Regions from separate parts of the Mus musculus genome. Here region 1 is linked to region 2. A link is a loop called in an ENCODE intact Hi-C map of the cell type or tissue named here. Cell type or tissue: left cerebral cortex. All regions are shown on one strand.

What was found. A loop is a pair of places that touch in the nucleus more often than their neighbours do. Peaks named below come from ENCODE experiments on the same cell type or tissue, not always from the same donor. Only the 100,000 strongest peaks of a DNase experiment are listed, where the experiment ranks them.
Region 1: it touches region 2 in a loop (2.7-fold over the local background); 19 of 42 quality-filtered maps call a loop at or near these places.

The regions. Positions count from the first base shown.
Region 1 is chr4:117,014,920-117,022,919 of GRCm38, forward strand. Eif2b3 (eukaryotic translation initiation factor 2B, subunit 3) reads left to right here and starts at 4,483. Exons shown (of 12, transcript NM_001111277.2): 1 at 4,483-4,557; 2 at 7,236-7,393. The coding sequence starts at 7,246. It also overlaps the pseudogene Gm12997. In left cerebral cortex, CTCF peaks have their summits at 3,044 and 4,534; DNase peaks (open chromatin) are centred at 4,478 and 7,116; H3K4me3 peaks cover 1,309 bases; H3K27ac peaks cover 812 bases.
Region 2 is chr4:117,136,181-117,144,180 of GRCm38, forward strand. No RefSeq gene overlaps it. Among named protein-coding and RNA genes, the nearest start is that of Plk3, 6.2 kb to the left of the region's middle. In left cerebral cortex, CTCF peaks have their summits at 3,315 (motif pointing left) and 4,664 (motif pointing left); a DNase peak (open chromatin) is centred at 3,272.

The DNA.
Region 1 (8,000 bases), 120 kb before region 2:
ACTTACAGAGCTCCACTGACAAGCAACCTCTACACAGACACAATAGCTCCCTCCATGGGAAGCAAGCACCACACTCATGAAATCTCTCAGCTCAGGCCAAAGCAAACATCTTGCTGGTCTTGCCATTGTGAGCAAAGCAGAGAGTCACTGGAGGCATCAGCCAACCTTCCATCAGGACAGGCGTATGGCCATGGCTTCTCAGCAGTCTCACCAGCTGGCCTTCCTTACCAGGAAGATGCCAAAAGTGTGGAGGAGAGTGATCCTATGAAGATCCCAGCCACTGTGACCAGCTTGCTACTCTAGCTGTCGTCTGAGCCAGATGTCATGTTATCACACTGGGAATGGAGGGGATCTCCCACAGAGGCCCTGGCACAGGGTGAGGGACACTCCAGTGTTCCCAGTTCAGGTTCACATCCGTGTAAATAAAGTAGATATTGGGGTTCTAGTCATTGGGCCCTCAGACTCGGCAGCAAGACCATTATTCTAAGTGATTAGGGTTCTGGAGGCCACTATTGCCCTGGCAGGCTTTCACACTGTTGATGATGATAACGAGCCAGTCTCGAGTCCAGTCCCTGGAAATGGAGGCCAGCATAACTGTCACCAAAATCTCCACAAAGAAGGTATTCTCCCAGAGGGCCTCAATCAATGCAGCCAGCAAACCCCAGCCTAACATGACTCCCCCAACCACCACAAAAATGTTGGAGAGATGTCCTTCTAGCCCCAGAGCCAGAGGCCGATGGCCAGGAACAGGGCCCCCAGGACCCAGAATATAATGTTGAAACCAAACAGGAGGCATTTCCCACAGCAGTGAACCTCAGGTTCCTGGAAGTACTGGAGACTGTTTAATATGAACAGTCACTGACCAAGGAACTGGAGCAGGAGCAGGGACCAAGCCTAGCTCTGTGTAGGGCACCATGGGTTAGAGATACCCTGCCCCAGGCCTAATTGACCCTGGGTCCTTTTCTTTTCTTTCCTTTTTTCTAATTCCTTTTTTCCCCCAAAATTTATTTATTTATTTTATGTACTCACCATTGCTGTCTTCAGACACACCAGAAGAGAGCATCAGACCCCATTACAGATGGTTGTGAGCCACTATGTGGTTGCTGGGAATTGAACTCAGGATCTCTGGAAGAGCAGTCAGCGCTCTTAACCACTGAGCCATCTCTCCAGCCCCCTAGTTCCTTTTCTTCTGGCTAAAGTCTGGGGGGAACTCCAAGCCCTTGCTTTCTCACCGAGTGCTCTTACTCCCAGCATCTAAGGCATTGCTTGACATATATTAGGTGTTCTGACAAATGTCAAAGTCAAATTCCTTAATTTATTTATATTTCAATTAGTCTTTGTTTGTTGTTGTTGCGATTGGAGACAGAGCTTCTCTAAGTAGTCTTGGCTGTCCTAGAACTCACTCCGTAGACCAGGCTGGGATTAAGGGTTTGAGCCACCACACAAATTATTAATTTGGGACAAGGTCTCACTGGCTGGCCTGGAACTTTCTATATAGACCAAGCTGGCACCACAGAGTTCTGCCTGTTTCTGTCTACCAAGTGCTAGGATTAAAGGCATTCATGAACATATGCCTTTATTCTCAATACAGAAACCAGACTGTCTTCTAACTGGTAAATACTAAAGCAACTCAAGATTAAGAGAACTGGAAAAGGGGCTGGAGAGATTGCTCAGTGGTTAGAGCACTGGCTCCTCTTCCAGAGGACCCAGGGTCAATTCTCAGCACCCACATTGTAGCTCACATAGGGTTTACCTTAGACCTGAGATAATTCTCCTCCTCCTCCTCTGTAACGCCAGCTCCAAGAGATCAGACATTCTCACACAGATACACATGCAGAGAGGAAAAAGCTAAAAGTTAAAAGGAAAGGAAAGAAGGAAGGAAGAAAACTGGAGAAAAAAAGGAACCGGGAGAGCTTTCAAAAGATTAAGAAATTAGTTGGGTGGGAGTGTTGCATGCCTTTAAACTCAGCACTTGGAGCTACAGGCAGGCAAATCTCTGAGTTCAAGGCCAGCCTTGTCTACAGAGTGAGTTCCAGAACAGTCAGAGGAGAGAATGTCTGGGCTATTTACTGCAGTTTAACTAACTACCCCAAAATTTAGTGCTTAGAACAGCAACTGTTGGGGGCTGGAGAGATGGCTCAGTGGTTAAGAGCACTGACTGTTCTTCCAGAGGTCCTGAGTTCAAATCCCAGCAACCACATGGTGGTTCACAACCATCCATAGTGGAGATCTGATGCCCTCTTCTGGTGTGTCTGAAGACAGCTACAGTGTATTCACATACATAAAATAAATCAATAATTCTTAAAAAAAAAAGAACAGCAACTTTTATTTTTTTCTCTCACAATTTTAAGATTTGTCTAAATTCAGGATTTTAGGGTAGCTTGGATATTTGGGGTATTTCAGGCAATCACTGCTTTTTATGTGGTCTCCTTCCTTGTTTCCAGAGACTTCTTGACTTAGAAACTTCCATGATCTTTCAAAACCTTGTTGGCTATAGACATAGTAAAGTTGATAGAGTACTTGTCTAGTGTGCTCCAGGCGCTGGGTGTGATACCCAGTGCTACATAAGCCAGCTATGGTAGTATACACCTGTAATCCCACCAGTCAAGAGGTGGATAAAGGAGGACCAGGGGCTCAAGGCCAGCCTCAGGTATAAAGTTTGAGGACAGCCTGGGCCTTGTGAGACTCTATCTCAAAGGGATGATAGTAATAGTAATAAATAACAACAACAACAACAACAGACAAAACTTGTCATATAATGTTCATCTGCTCAATAATTTCTGATCAAATAAGCAATCATTCAAAATAGCTTGAGTCAAGGCCAAGGCTCAATCAAAGGTCCAGGCCCAGGCCTAGGCTCAGACTGTGAAATTCCAGTTTAGACTCATGCTCCCTTTAAGTTGTCACCGTTGTGGTGTCCCCACTCCCCACTCCTACTTTTGAGACAGGTCTCCTTATTTAGCTCAGGATTTACAGTCCTTCTCCCTCAGCCTTTGAGATCACAGACATGCAATACCATGCACAACCACACTAAAAGCTTTTATATGCCAATATGAAGACAGGACTGTAGGCCCTGGGCTGCAGACACCATGGGGCTTGTTTCCTCCTGTGCTATCTGAGTTAAGAAGCTATTAAAAAAGAGTGCTTCTGTCTCTGTTTTCTTACGTTATGTTCATTATACATTCCACAGAAAAAACTTATGTTCCTTGCTATAGCCTACAAGCCGGTGGGGTCTGAATTCTCTGGTCTCCTCCATCTGGCTCCCTCTGGTAGCCTTTACTCACCCACTTCCCCTCTCACTTTATTTCTGCTGCAGTGCCCTTCCTACTCTTTATTGAACTCCGGGGTTTCTTTTGGGATTTGTTTGTTTGTTGCTGTTTTTTTGTTTTTTTGTTTTTTGAGACAGGGTTTCTCTGTGTAGCCCTGCTGTCCTGGAAATCACTCTGTAGACCAGGCTGGCCTCGAACTGACAGACATAGGCCTGCCTCTGCCTCCCAAGTGTTGGGATTATAGGCATTCACCACCACGGGCAGGATCTTTGCACTTGCTGTCTAGTCAGCTTGCAAGGCTCTTTCCCAAGGCTCAACCCGACTTACTCTCTTCAAACCATTAAGTGCTATTGTAAGACCCCCAAAGCTGGGCCTCAGCTCAAGTCCCGGGATGAGCTGGCCCGCACCCCAATAACTCAACAGCTCTTCTCTGCCGGGTATCCTTGGTAAAATTACAATTATCGCATCTCTGGTTGTAAGGTATAGAAACAAAAAGGCTTTTTGCTGGCTATAGAGAACAAAGAGCTTCTTTCTAGCTGTATTTTTAGAGAACAGGGAAAACAAGCTTGGGGGAATGTTTTAGGGGCTTTACCTCCCAGGGAGAAACGCTCTAAGTCCGGTTCTCACACTATCAGAAATGAATTTATTGTTTGAATGGCTAAAGTTTGCTGACACAAAGGCCAAATCAGGCATCTTGCACACTAGAAGCCTAACCAACCGCTGGCTTGCAAGGGAATTTAGTAGGTGTTTTGTTTTGCTTTGTTTTTTTAAATTCTTGAATCTTCTATGAGTGTTGGTGCAGGTCTTTAATCCCAGTCTACCGGGGGCAGAGGCAGGGGAGATTGCAGCTGGCGGTTCTCTGTGAGTTCGAGGCTAGCCTGGTTTACAGAGTGAGTTCCAGGACAGCCAGGGCTACACAGAGAAACCCTGTCTTGAAAAAAAAAAATCACAAAACAAAACAAAAAGTATTGACAAGCCAAATTTACAGTGCCGTGAGGCTGGGATTTAGAATGGCAACTCCGAAACGTTAGAGATTGAAGGGGACATTTAACAAGCACTAGGCAGCAATACAGAAACTCCACGCCACGGCTCGTCGGTCGCTTGGTCTCCGGCACGCTCCGCAAGAGCATCCTTGCCTTCTGCCATCTATTACTCGGCACTCGTTCCTCCTTCCTGAGTCGGCGCGTCGTATCGAACCGCTCGGCCACCGCGCGCCTGCGCTCTTGGCTTGTCAGCCAGAGGCGGCGTGGGGAGCGCTGGGAGAGGCTGCGGCGTGCGGATAGCTGAGGTAAAGCCGGGGCTAGTGCGGTGCCAGGCGGGGCACGAGCTGGCTGAGCAGGGAGAGCGGCGCGCGGATGCTGGAAAGCCGGGTTCCTGTGAGGGAGGCCAGCTAGCCGAGCAGGACCCGAGTAGGCAGACAGGGACTGCGCTCCCGAAATCGCCGGGCGAGACACTGCCGGCCCTGGCCGTAGAGCCATGCGTCCCGACTGGGGGACTGGAGAGTCCAAGCCTTGTGCAACAGATGGAAAAACTGAGTTTCAGGGAGGGACAGTTCTGCCCGAAGTCACACCGAGTGAGCACTAGACTCCCTTGGTGCCTTGCTGACATGGTTTCCACATTATTTATTCGTCCCACATTTATTTGGGCTCAAGGCAGGGACTAAATGGGATACAGTAAGGCCCTTTTAGGCAGCGCGCAAAGGTTTGGCAAACCAATTACAATGCAGTAGCCGATCTTACAATTTAGGACAGAAGACGGCAACTGTGAGGAAGGCATGACTGGGACTCTGTAAACGCCTCCTGTAAAACTTGGAGGCTGGTGAGACTCATCGACTTGGTATTGGGAGTCACGACGGTAAAGTTGAAACTTTTAAGTCTAGCCTTATGATTGGTTAGGTTCATAAGTATTCTTGTTTCTTAGGTTGCGTCTTTTTTTTTTTTTTTCCTCCTTAACCCAGAGATTGAGAACAGGAACTTTAGGTTCTAGCCACCTGGGTTCCAAATGTGTTCTTGTACACATTTGAGCTTAACACTAATGTGGGGTTGCTGTGAGGTTCACAGATGCTCATTCCACATATAGTATCTGGCATCTGACTGGGTGTATCCTGACAACACATAGTCCCCAACTTCAAGGAACTCACTCTTAATAGGCATTTAAATGAATGCCTGCAGTGAAGCCTATAAAGGTTGACACAGTCCGTACAGAGTATAGTAGAAGCAGCAGGTGAAAGAAGTCCCATCATTGGTGTGCAAAAAGTTAGTTGTAGCTTCATGCTATGCAAGATGATTTCTGAGCAGAGTCTTTTTAAAGAGTTTTGCTACTTGGTTACTTGTCCCAGGAGAAAACCAGCCTAAAGCAGGAGTAGCCGTAGACCTGCAGTTCTGGCTGCTAAGGTGGTAAGACTGGGAATCACTTGAGCCCAGGAGGTTAATTCACACTTTATAACCAGGTATTGGCACTAGATTCACAAGCATCAATATGATGACCTCTAGAAGTGGTTCTAGAGTCTGGAACCACCAGGTTGCATGTACTGATCTGTAGTGAGGGTCACATCTAGGAAAGGCCATCACACTAGCTATGACAGCGTAATAATACCTGTCCACTTAAAAAGGACCTATAGGGGGCTGGAGAGGTGCCTCAGTGATTAAAAGCAGCGTATATTCTTCCAAAGGACCTAGGTTCAGTTCTCGGCACCTACATGATAGCTCAGAACCATCTATAACTCCACTTACAGGGGATCTGACTCCATATGTGCACTCAACACACACATAAAATTAAAAAAAAAATAAGTATTTGTTACAAAAGAAAACCCAGAGTTATAGCACAGTATATTTTAGTTGGTATAGTGTGTTTTCCGTGATCCAGCATCTGTCCAATAATATGAAACATGTATATAGTGCGTGTGATAGGATGAACGTTACTTTGCATGTCTTATAGAGAAATACTTTTTTATTCTTGTGTAGGGGATCCAGCCTAAGGCCTCATAAATACCAGACAAGTGAGCCCTCATTTAATCCCAACAGCTTCATGAATGTGTGGATGTGTATATTCCTAAATACATAACTACAGCTGCTCTCTCATAATCATGTTGATTATGTGTATTTCCCCAGGACTGGTCATTTGGTATTGGATAATCAATTGATGTTCACTATTTCACTTGCTCTCAGAATTTCTTAGTTGCCTGTAGTTTTTTTTTTTGCTTAGGGTTGAGGCCTTGTAAGCTTTCCCTCCCAGACATTAACATGTCAGTTGGTGTTATCCTTGTTCAGGTCTCGTTTAGGAAGCCATGTTGGTGACACTTTATGGCTGTATAGTCTCTGGCATATCTAGGAGACACAGACCATATCTAGCAAACCTCCTGTCCCTCTGTCTTTTTAATGATCACGGAGCCTTGGCTGCGGGACTTTCTTACAGGTATTAGTTGGGACCAGGCTCCACAGCTCTTTGTTTTGATCAGTTGTGGTCTTCTGTGATGATCTAAATCTTTTGCAAAGGACCATTTCCTTTATGAAGGGTGAGAACTACAATTCTCCAGCCAGACCCTAAAGAAGCTTGTGTTTTTGAGACAGGGTCTCACGTGTAGTTTTGGCTGTGCTGGAATTAACTCTGTTGAGCAGACTGGCCTTGAACTCATGGAGATGCGCCTGCCTCGGCCTCCCAAGTGCTGGGATTAAATATGCCACCACCACTGGCACTTGAATTTGTCTGTTCTTAACTATAAACAACTCAAGGGCGAGGACCAGAAGTTTTAAATTTATATTATCTGCTTTTACTGAGATCAGAGCTAAAACTGTTGGCCAGAGAAGGCGAGAACAATCTTTGCTACCGTGAGGGAGTGTTTCTTACTCTGGTAACTAAATCAGAAGTGGCACGTCTGGTGTAGGTGGGAAGTACTCATGTAAATAGAGACAAATAGTACTGTGTATCATTTGACTTAAGCCACTCTTTCTCTTCCTGTGCTTGCAGCTTTATAAAAATGGAGTTTCAAGCGGTGGTTATGGCCGTTGGTGGGGGATCTCGGATGACAGACTTGACTTCCAGCATTCCCAAGCCTCTGCTTCCAGTTGGAAACAAACCTTTAATTTGGTACCCGCTGAACCTGCTTGAGCGTGTTGGATTTGAAGGTGAGCTGTAGCTGTGATAGGATGCATTCATAAACCTTTAGTGTGTTTGATCCCAATAATTTGTCAGCATTATGAGAGAGAGGGTGGACATAGCAGGCTAGGGCTTAAAGCTTGCTAGAGACTAGATGTTGGTCCATGGCCACCCACCTGAGAGCACAGCCTCCCCCAGAGGAACTTTTATCCCATGCTGCAGCCCAGGCAGGTGCCGGGCTGTAGGGGAGTGCCAAGACCACTCTGGGGGTGAGTGGGAAGGTGGAGCTGGTTCCGGGGTCACTGGGTTCTCTGACTCTTGGACATCCAAGTGCCACTGGGAGTCAGGGGTCTGTGGGCTGGGGATAGTGTCTAGCCCAGGGTCAGGCATAAGGGGAGCTCTGGCTTGTCCTTAGCTTCTCAGAAGCAGGCTTTGTGGCGTTGTGGCTGGGAGCACAGAGAACCCTTCTACAGGAGAAGTAAGCTGTGGCTCTGTAGTCGAATGCCTTCTCCATGGCTCCCCACAGCGGGCCTTGATGAAAGAGACAGTCCATGATTCTAAACAGTTTATTGGTTGTGGTGGAAAATGGTGTACTGTACCCACGTCTCAGGGTGGACCTGAGATTAAATACCTTTT
Region 2 (8,000 bases):
TGATTGGCATGGGAGGGCCCTGCCCACCGCGTGTGGCACCACCCCTGGGTAGGTAGAGCTGAACTATAGACGGAAGCTAGCCGAGTGATCTGGAGAGATGACTCAGCGGTTAGGAGAACACAGTGTTCTTTCTGTCAGAGGACCTGAATTCACTGAGTGACCAGAGCTCCTGGGGAACTCTACACCTCCAGCCTTCTCAGCTGGGTACCTGGCATGTGCATACTCACATAAGTACGTGTGTAATTAATTATTTAAGGAAGCTAACAAGGAGCAAGTGAGGGAGCCAGGCATGAGGCAGCACTCCTCCGTGGTTTCTGCCTCAGTTCCTGCTTCAGCGTCTTGCCCTGGCTTCCCTCTGTGACTGACTGTAACCTATAAAATGAAATAAACCTTCCCTCCCCAGGCTGCTTTTGGTCTGGGTGTTTATCACAGCTGCAGAAAAGTGAAAAAGGTCTCCCTGCAGAGTGAACCTGAGACTAACCTGGAGTAAATAACATCCTGTCTATTTGGCCCTGGAGAGTTAGCGCAGTGGTTAAGAGCACTTGTTGCAAAGGACCCAGCATCCTGGGAATCATGGAGGCCCGTCACCTTTCTGGGCACCAGGATACCAGGCCATGTGTGATGCAGACAAAACACTCACACATAAAATAATAAAAATTAGATCTTTGAAAAAGATATATTCACTACTGGTTACTTTTATGCTATGGTCTGGGAATTAAGCCCAGGGCTTTGTCTACGGGAGGCAAGTGTTACTAAACTATCCCCAGCTTGATGTTACAGCTTTATATCTGGAAAATAAATTAAGATGTCTGTGTATTACTTTGCTGGAGATGCCATAACAAAATAACCTTGAATGGTTCAAATGACAAAAAATAAATTAATAAAATTATTTTCACAGTCGGAGGTGCAAGATCAAATCAGGACAGGTTTCTTGGATTTTTCTGTTTTTTGCTTTTTACTTTTTTAAAAAAAAGATCTATTTATTTATTTTATGTATATATGAGTACACTGTAGCTGTCTTCAGACACACCAGAAGAGGGCATCAGATCTCATTACAGGTGGTTGTGAGCCACCATGTGGTTGCTAGGAATTGAACTCAGGACCTCTGGAAGAAGAGTCAGTGCTCTTAACTGCTGAGCCATCTCTCCAGTTCCTGTTTTTTATTTTTATTTTTTTAAGACTTATTTATTATTTATTATATGTAAGTACACTGTAGCTGTCTTGAGACACTCCAGAAGAGGGAGTCAGATCTCATTACGGATGGTTGTGAGCCACCATGTGGTTGCTGGGATTTGAACTCTGGACCTTCGGAAGAGCAGTCGGGTGCTCTTACCTGCTGAGCCATCTCTCCAGCCCCCTGTTTTTTATTTTTAAAACAATTATTATTAATTTCTCTCTGTGTCTCTGTCTCTCTGTGTATGTGTGTGTGGAAGTGCAAGTGCCCAGAGAAGGACAGAATTTAAAATTACATGTGTTGGTGTACAGGTGTTGGTGCGCACACACGAAGGTTAGAGACTAAGAAACAGGAGCTGATTTCTGTTAATCACCGACCCAGATCATCTTGGCCTGATGAATGAAAACAAGCAACTCAAGACTGGCCTGGTCTACAGAATGAGTTCCAGGACAGCCAGGGCTACACAGAGGGACTCTTGTCTTGAAAAACCAAACCACAAGCCCGGGGTGGTGGTGCACGCTTTTAATCCCAGCACTTGGGAGGCACAGACAGGCAGATTTCTGAGTTCGAGGCCAGCCTGGTCTACAAAGTGAGTGCCAGGACAGCCAGGGCTACACAGAGAAACCCTGTCTCGAAAAACAAACAAACAAAAAAACAAAACAAAAAAAAAAGGTTAATGCAGGGAAGATCATCATGTGTAAGCCAAGGAGAGGGACGGAGGCTCCCTCAGTAGCCCAGGCTGGCCTCGAACTCAGAGATCTGCCTACCTCTGCCTCCCGAGTGCTGGGACTAAAGGCCACCATGGCCAGCTTTAGTTACATAATCTTAAACCAAGTCTTAACTATGAATTTGTTTGTTTTGTTGTTGTTTCAAGACAGGGTTTCTCTATGTAACTCTGACTGTCCTGGAACTCACTTTGTAGACCAGGCTGGCCTCGAACTCAGAAATCCGCCTGCATGCGCCACCACGCCCGAACCGGGTAAGATTTCTAAAGTGAACCCTGAGAGCTGGGTAAAAGTCAAGCAGGCGTAGCACGGCTCAGGATCCTGTGCTCCTGGCGGCCTGAAGTGAGGGCTCACGGGTCCATAAAGAACTACAAGTTGGGGTGGGGGTGGAGCGCCATTGGGAGACTCCTTGGTCTAGCAGGCATGAGGTTTGATCCCTAAATGAAACTGAGAACACCTGTCAGCTCCTGGGTGTGGCTAAGGAGGTTTTTATTGTAGATTTCAGGGCGAGAACAGCCAGAGGGCACCTGGAAGAGACCTGAACAAGGAGAGAAAGAAATAGACCGAACAAGACCAGCAGACAGAGCAGGAGCATGAGGGTGGGGGTGGGGGTGGGGGTGGGGGTGGGAGTGGTAGAGGATGAATGAGAGAGGAAGCGAAGAAGACCAAGAGGACAGAGAGCTTGAGGCTGAGTTAGGGGGAGGGGAAGGGAGAGGAGGGGAGGGGAGGGCAGGGGAGGGGAGGAGAGGGGAGGGGAGGGGAGGGGAGGGCAGGGGAGGGGAGGGGAAGCCAAGCCCCTGGGCTGCTGAGGTTTTAGGCAGAGCGTGGGAGGTAGGGGTGAGGAGATCGGGAAGGAGCTGCAGGTGCTGAGTGAGCCTAGAGGTCCAGCAGACAGCTCGATGTGCTAAGGCACCATAGTTGGCCATTTGTCATGAGATTTTTTTTGCGATCTGACAATCCCTAGAACCAAACAATGGGTTTGAACCCTAGCATTGCACAAACCAGGAATAGTGGCACACACCTATAACCACAGCCTTTGGCAGTGGGAGGCAGAAGATCAGGAGTTCAAGGTCAGCCTCTCATACATAGTTTGTAGGGAAGCCTGAACTGTAAAGGACACTGTCTAGGAAAACAACTAGAACCAGGTGGTGATAGCACACACCATTTATCCCAGCACTCAAATGGCAAAGACAGGCAGATCTCTGAGTTTGAGGCCAGCCTACTCTACAGAACATGTTCCAAGACAGGCAGGGCTACACAGTGAGACCCTGTTTTGAAAAAAACAAAAGAAAGCTGGAGAGATGGTTCAGTAGTTAAGAGCACCGCCTGTTCTACCAAAGGTCTTGAATTCAATCCCCAGCAACCACGTGGTGGCTCACAACCATCTGTACTGGGAGCTGATGCCCTCTACTGGCCTTCAAGTGTACATGCAGATAGAGCACTCATGCATAAAATAAATGAATCTTTTAAAAACAAAAAAGAAAAACCAAAAGAAAGAAAAATAAGGAGGAAGAGAAGAAAACACCTGGGGGTTAGCGCAGTTGGCCCTTTGTGACATAAGCCTAGACCAGCATCACCACCTACAATCCTATCACCCAGGAGGTAGAGGTTCAAGATCAGTCTCAGCTAAATAGTAAATTCCAAGCTAGCTGGCTACAGTAGGCCATCTCCAAACAAAAGAACCATAATAATAAAAATAATAATAAAGCCCAAACCAAAACCCTTACTTTTTAACCAAAAGTTAAAAATAGCTGAAACACAGCTGGGCGTGGTGGTGGCACACCCCTTTAATCCCAGCACTCAGGGAGGCAGAGGCAGGCGGATTTCTGAGTTCGAGGCCAGCCTGGTCTACAAAGTGAGTTCCAGGACAGCCAGGGCTATACAGAGAAACCCTGTCTCAAAAAACCAAAACCAAATATATATATCTGAAACACTTCAAGGACTGGACCCTAAAATGATTCTGCAAGCTGGAGGGTGGGGTTAGAAGTATTCTTTCCCTTCCTAACTTTGCAAGGTTCCCAAGTTGCCTAAAAGTAGGTAGGCAGCCAACAGGTAGACTGCTTGTGGACAACCTTGGAAGGCTAGATTACGCTTTGGGGTTTGATAAAAGAGTTATTTGGAGTCAGCCAATGCCACCGGAGTCTGGAAGTGGGTCTGGGGTAATGGTGGGCAGGATAGCCTTAATGGGCTTCTGGGGAGGTGAAGCTGACAGCTGACGCTGTGGCCCCACTCCCGGCTCTCCGGTTCTCCTTTCCAACACTGAAGAGATGTTCTCACCAAGCGTCTGATGCCAAGCTCTTGCTAGGCTTCAGATCGAAGGCTGAGCTCAGGCCATCTGACCTACATTTGCCACTCAAGACAGGACCCTCACCCGAATCCCTCCAGGGATGTCCTGTCCCCTTTCTTTGCTTTCCTCCCCTGGCTTGTACCCTCAGCCACAACATGGCACTGCGAGCCCCCTGCACAACTGTCTTTCTCATTCTCTCTCCAGTGCTGGAGATTGAGTCCAAGGCCATCTAGAAAGTAATCTAAGAGCTGGTAAGATGCCCCAGTGGTTAAAAGCACTGGCTGCGTGGGGAGGGTATAAGGGACTTTCGGGATAGCACTTGAAATGTAAATGAAGAAAATACCTAATAAAAAATTGGGGGGGAAAAAAAAAAGCACCGGGTGCTCTTCTAGAGGTCCTGAGTTCATTCCCAGAAATTACAGGTGGCTCATGACTTAATCTATAAAGGGATCTGATGCCCTCTTCTGGCACAAAGATGTATGTGCAGATAGAGCATTAATATATTTATTAAAAAATATATAAATAAATTTTAAAATGAAAAGAATCTACCACAGAGCTATACCCCCAGACAACTGCGCAACTTGGAAGGTGAACAAGCTATTTGAATCTTCTTTTGGGAGCCAGGATACCAGGAGGAGCTTTCTAGATGTCATTATCTTTCTCAACTCTCCGCCATGGTATCAAACCAAGGGGCCCTGTGCATGTAGACAGTATTCTATGGACAGTATTCTGGGGATGCTGTAATAGAAGGGCCTGCCTGTGCCTCCTCTCCCTGACAGCTGCTCCCCATCTGTGGGCCTCCCATGGCCCAGGAGCCGACCTGGGCATTTAGTGTATTGATTGCTTCCAGTAAGCCTGTGATATGGAAGTGATTATAATCCTCAGAAGGAAATAAAAGTTCACAGGATGAAACAGTTTCCCCAAGGTTAACTCAGCTTCCCGTGGGCAGATCCAGCTTGCCTCATCTTTCCAGGGCTGAGAGCCTGAGATTTTTCTGAGCTCTCTGTGTGTCCATCCCTGAATGCTGTGTCTGCTCTGTTGAGCATATGGTCTAGACTCCTGGTTCCCTTGGCAACTCAGAGTCATATATCTCTTGATCAGAAGCTAAGACAGGGCAAGAATAAGAGGTTAGGATTCAGACTCAGGAGCAAACACCTGGCTAATCTGCAAGGAGATCTCATTATCTGTGATGTGCTACAACCCACCTCCTGGATCGAGGGAGGCCAGCATGGCGTACAGAGTTACATTCTACAAGAACAAAACGGTTGCCATGTAAGACTGGTGACCCCTGTCCCACCCTCAAAACCCATATAAAGGGGGAAAGAGATTCCACAAATTTATCCTCTGACCTGCACATGCCCATTGTATACACACACAGCTGTGATGATGATGGTGGGGGTGTTGATGATAACCAAATAAATAACTTTAAGTTTCAAAAGTGTGAAGGGTCCCCTGAGTTAAAACACTTGCCACTAACAACTTGAATTCAGTACCCAGAACTCACATGGTAGAGGGAAAGAACTGACTTACCTATACACAGAATAAGTGAATAAGTTAGTGTAATTTTTAAATTTAAAGCAAGCCGAGGCAGTGGTAACACACTAATCCCAGCCCTCAGGAGGCAGGTGGATCTCTGTGAGTTCGAGGCCAGTCTGGTCTATATACTGAATTCCAGGACGGCCAGGGCTGCAGAAAGAACCAGGTTCAAATAGAAGGAAGGAAGGAAGGAAGGAAGGAAGGAAGGGAGGGAGGGAGGGAGGGAGGGAGGGAGGGAGGGAGGGAGGAAGGGAGGGAGGGAGGAAGGGAGGGAGGGAGAGACAGAGACAGAGAAGAGAGAGAGAGAGAGAGAGAGAGAGAGAGAGAGAGAGAGAGAGGATTTAAAGCAGGAGGCTGGGGGACATCTCAGTCAGCATAGTTACCCAATGCAAGCGCCAGGACTTGGGTTTGATCCTGGAGTCCATGTGAGGAGCCAGGCATGGCAGCACATCCTCATAGGTGGGGAGACTGATGAATCCCTAGAGCTGACTGATCAGCCTGGCTATAATCCACAAACTCCAGGCCCTGTCTCAAAAAAACAAAGAGAATATTGACCTCTATCTTCTAGTACATGAGCTCAAACAGGCAATCAGCCCAAACCCCAGACACACACACACACACACTGAGAGAGAGATGAGAGAGATGGGAGAGAGAGGGAGGGAGGAAAGAAGGGAGAGAGAGAGAGAGAGAGAGAGAGAGAGAGAGAGAGAGAGAGAGAACCAAAGGGCTGAGAATTCAGCTCATTAGGTAGAAGGCTTGCCTAACATGCTGGAGTCCCTGGGTTCAGTTCCCAGTACAGCATAAAACTGGGTGTGGCAATACACACCTGCAATCCCAGCTCTTGAGAATTGAAAGCAAGAAAGAAGGTCGTGAATCCAAGGTCATCCTCACCTACACAGGCAACTTGAGGTCAGCCTGGGCTACATGAGACTCATCCCACTCCCATCCCCGATACAATGGCTAGAGCTAGACCAGACTTCATGCTTACTTATTGCTCCTCTGAGTACTTTACATATTAACTAATCTTTCCAGCAACTCAGTGAAACTGGTACTGTCATCGCCATTTATTCTCGGTGAAATTCATTGATCAAGCATACAGACGTTTGCTGGTATTCTGGCATTTGTCTGTGAGCCTAGCACTTGGAAGGTGAAGGCAGGAGGCTCAGGAATTAAAGATCATGCTCAGTTACACAGAGAGTTTGAGGCTAGCCGGAGCTGCGTGGATAGATAGATAAAGAGTTTGTCTGTCTGAGGTCATGAAGCTGGGAGAGCTTGGGAATGCAGACTGGCTGGCTGCACACCCCTGATGTTAAGTACTCAGCTGCATAACCAAATTCCCTGTGGGGAGCGGAGGGCGCTGGTGGGTAGGACCAACAAGAAGAACATGGAGAAGCAGGGCAGGGCGCATGATTTATAGACGGAATGGTTCCCTTTCTAGGGTCATAAAGCAGGACAAGAGATCCATCCTCAGTGGGAAGGGAGACAAGGTGGGGGCTGCTCGTCCTTCCTGGACAGCAGCTCCAGGTCACGAACTTTTTATCCTAACTCTGTGGGAAATTCACAAACCAGAAAGCTGGTAACAGGTTCAAGTGTGTGAGGGCCCTGAAGGTGCGGGGCACAGGATCTCAAGGAGGAGATGGAGAAAGGAAGGAAGGAAGGAAGGAAGGAAGGAAGGAAGGAAGGAAGGAAGGAAGGAAGGAAGGAAGGAAGGACAGAAGAATGGGAAGGAGAGAAGGCAAGAGAAAGGAAAGAAAGGGTAAAAACCAAGATAGGATACAGACAGAATCCCTCCAGCAAGCTGGGCTTCTGCCCTCTGTAGGTCTTGCATACGCACAGTGCATGCACACACACTCATCCACACACTCAAACTTAGAACAGTCAAGAGAGAGCGAGTCCCTGAGAGCATCCAGGAGTTAAGATGGTTTCACAGAACTTAAAGAAATGTACCTCATGGTCCAAGTCCTTAGATTCATGACCTCTTTAACACTGTGGCATGGAAATGGCCTGACTAGGACCCCAGAGCCTGGGACAGGAGCCTGGCCCTGTGTTGAAGCCACTGGTACCAAGAACTCTGATCTTGGTGCCCAAGTCCTGCTCTAGGGTCCAAACAGAGCCCATCTAGCCTGAAGCTGTGGCATGGTCTCCTGCCTCCAACACGACCTAGCTGTGTGACCTTGGGCAAGTCACTCTCCTCTTGGAACCTACTCTGAGAAACTGGGATGATTCCTGACTGGTGAGGATGTGATGAAGAGCCCGTGCAAAGAAAAAGAATGTTGTT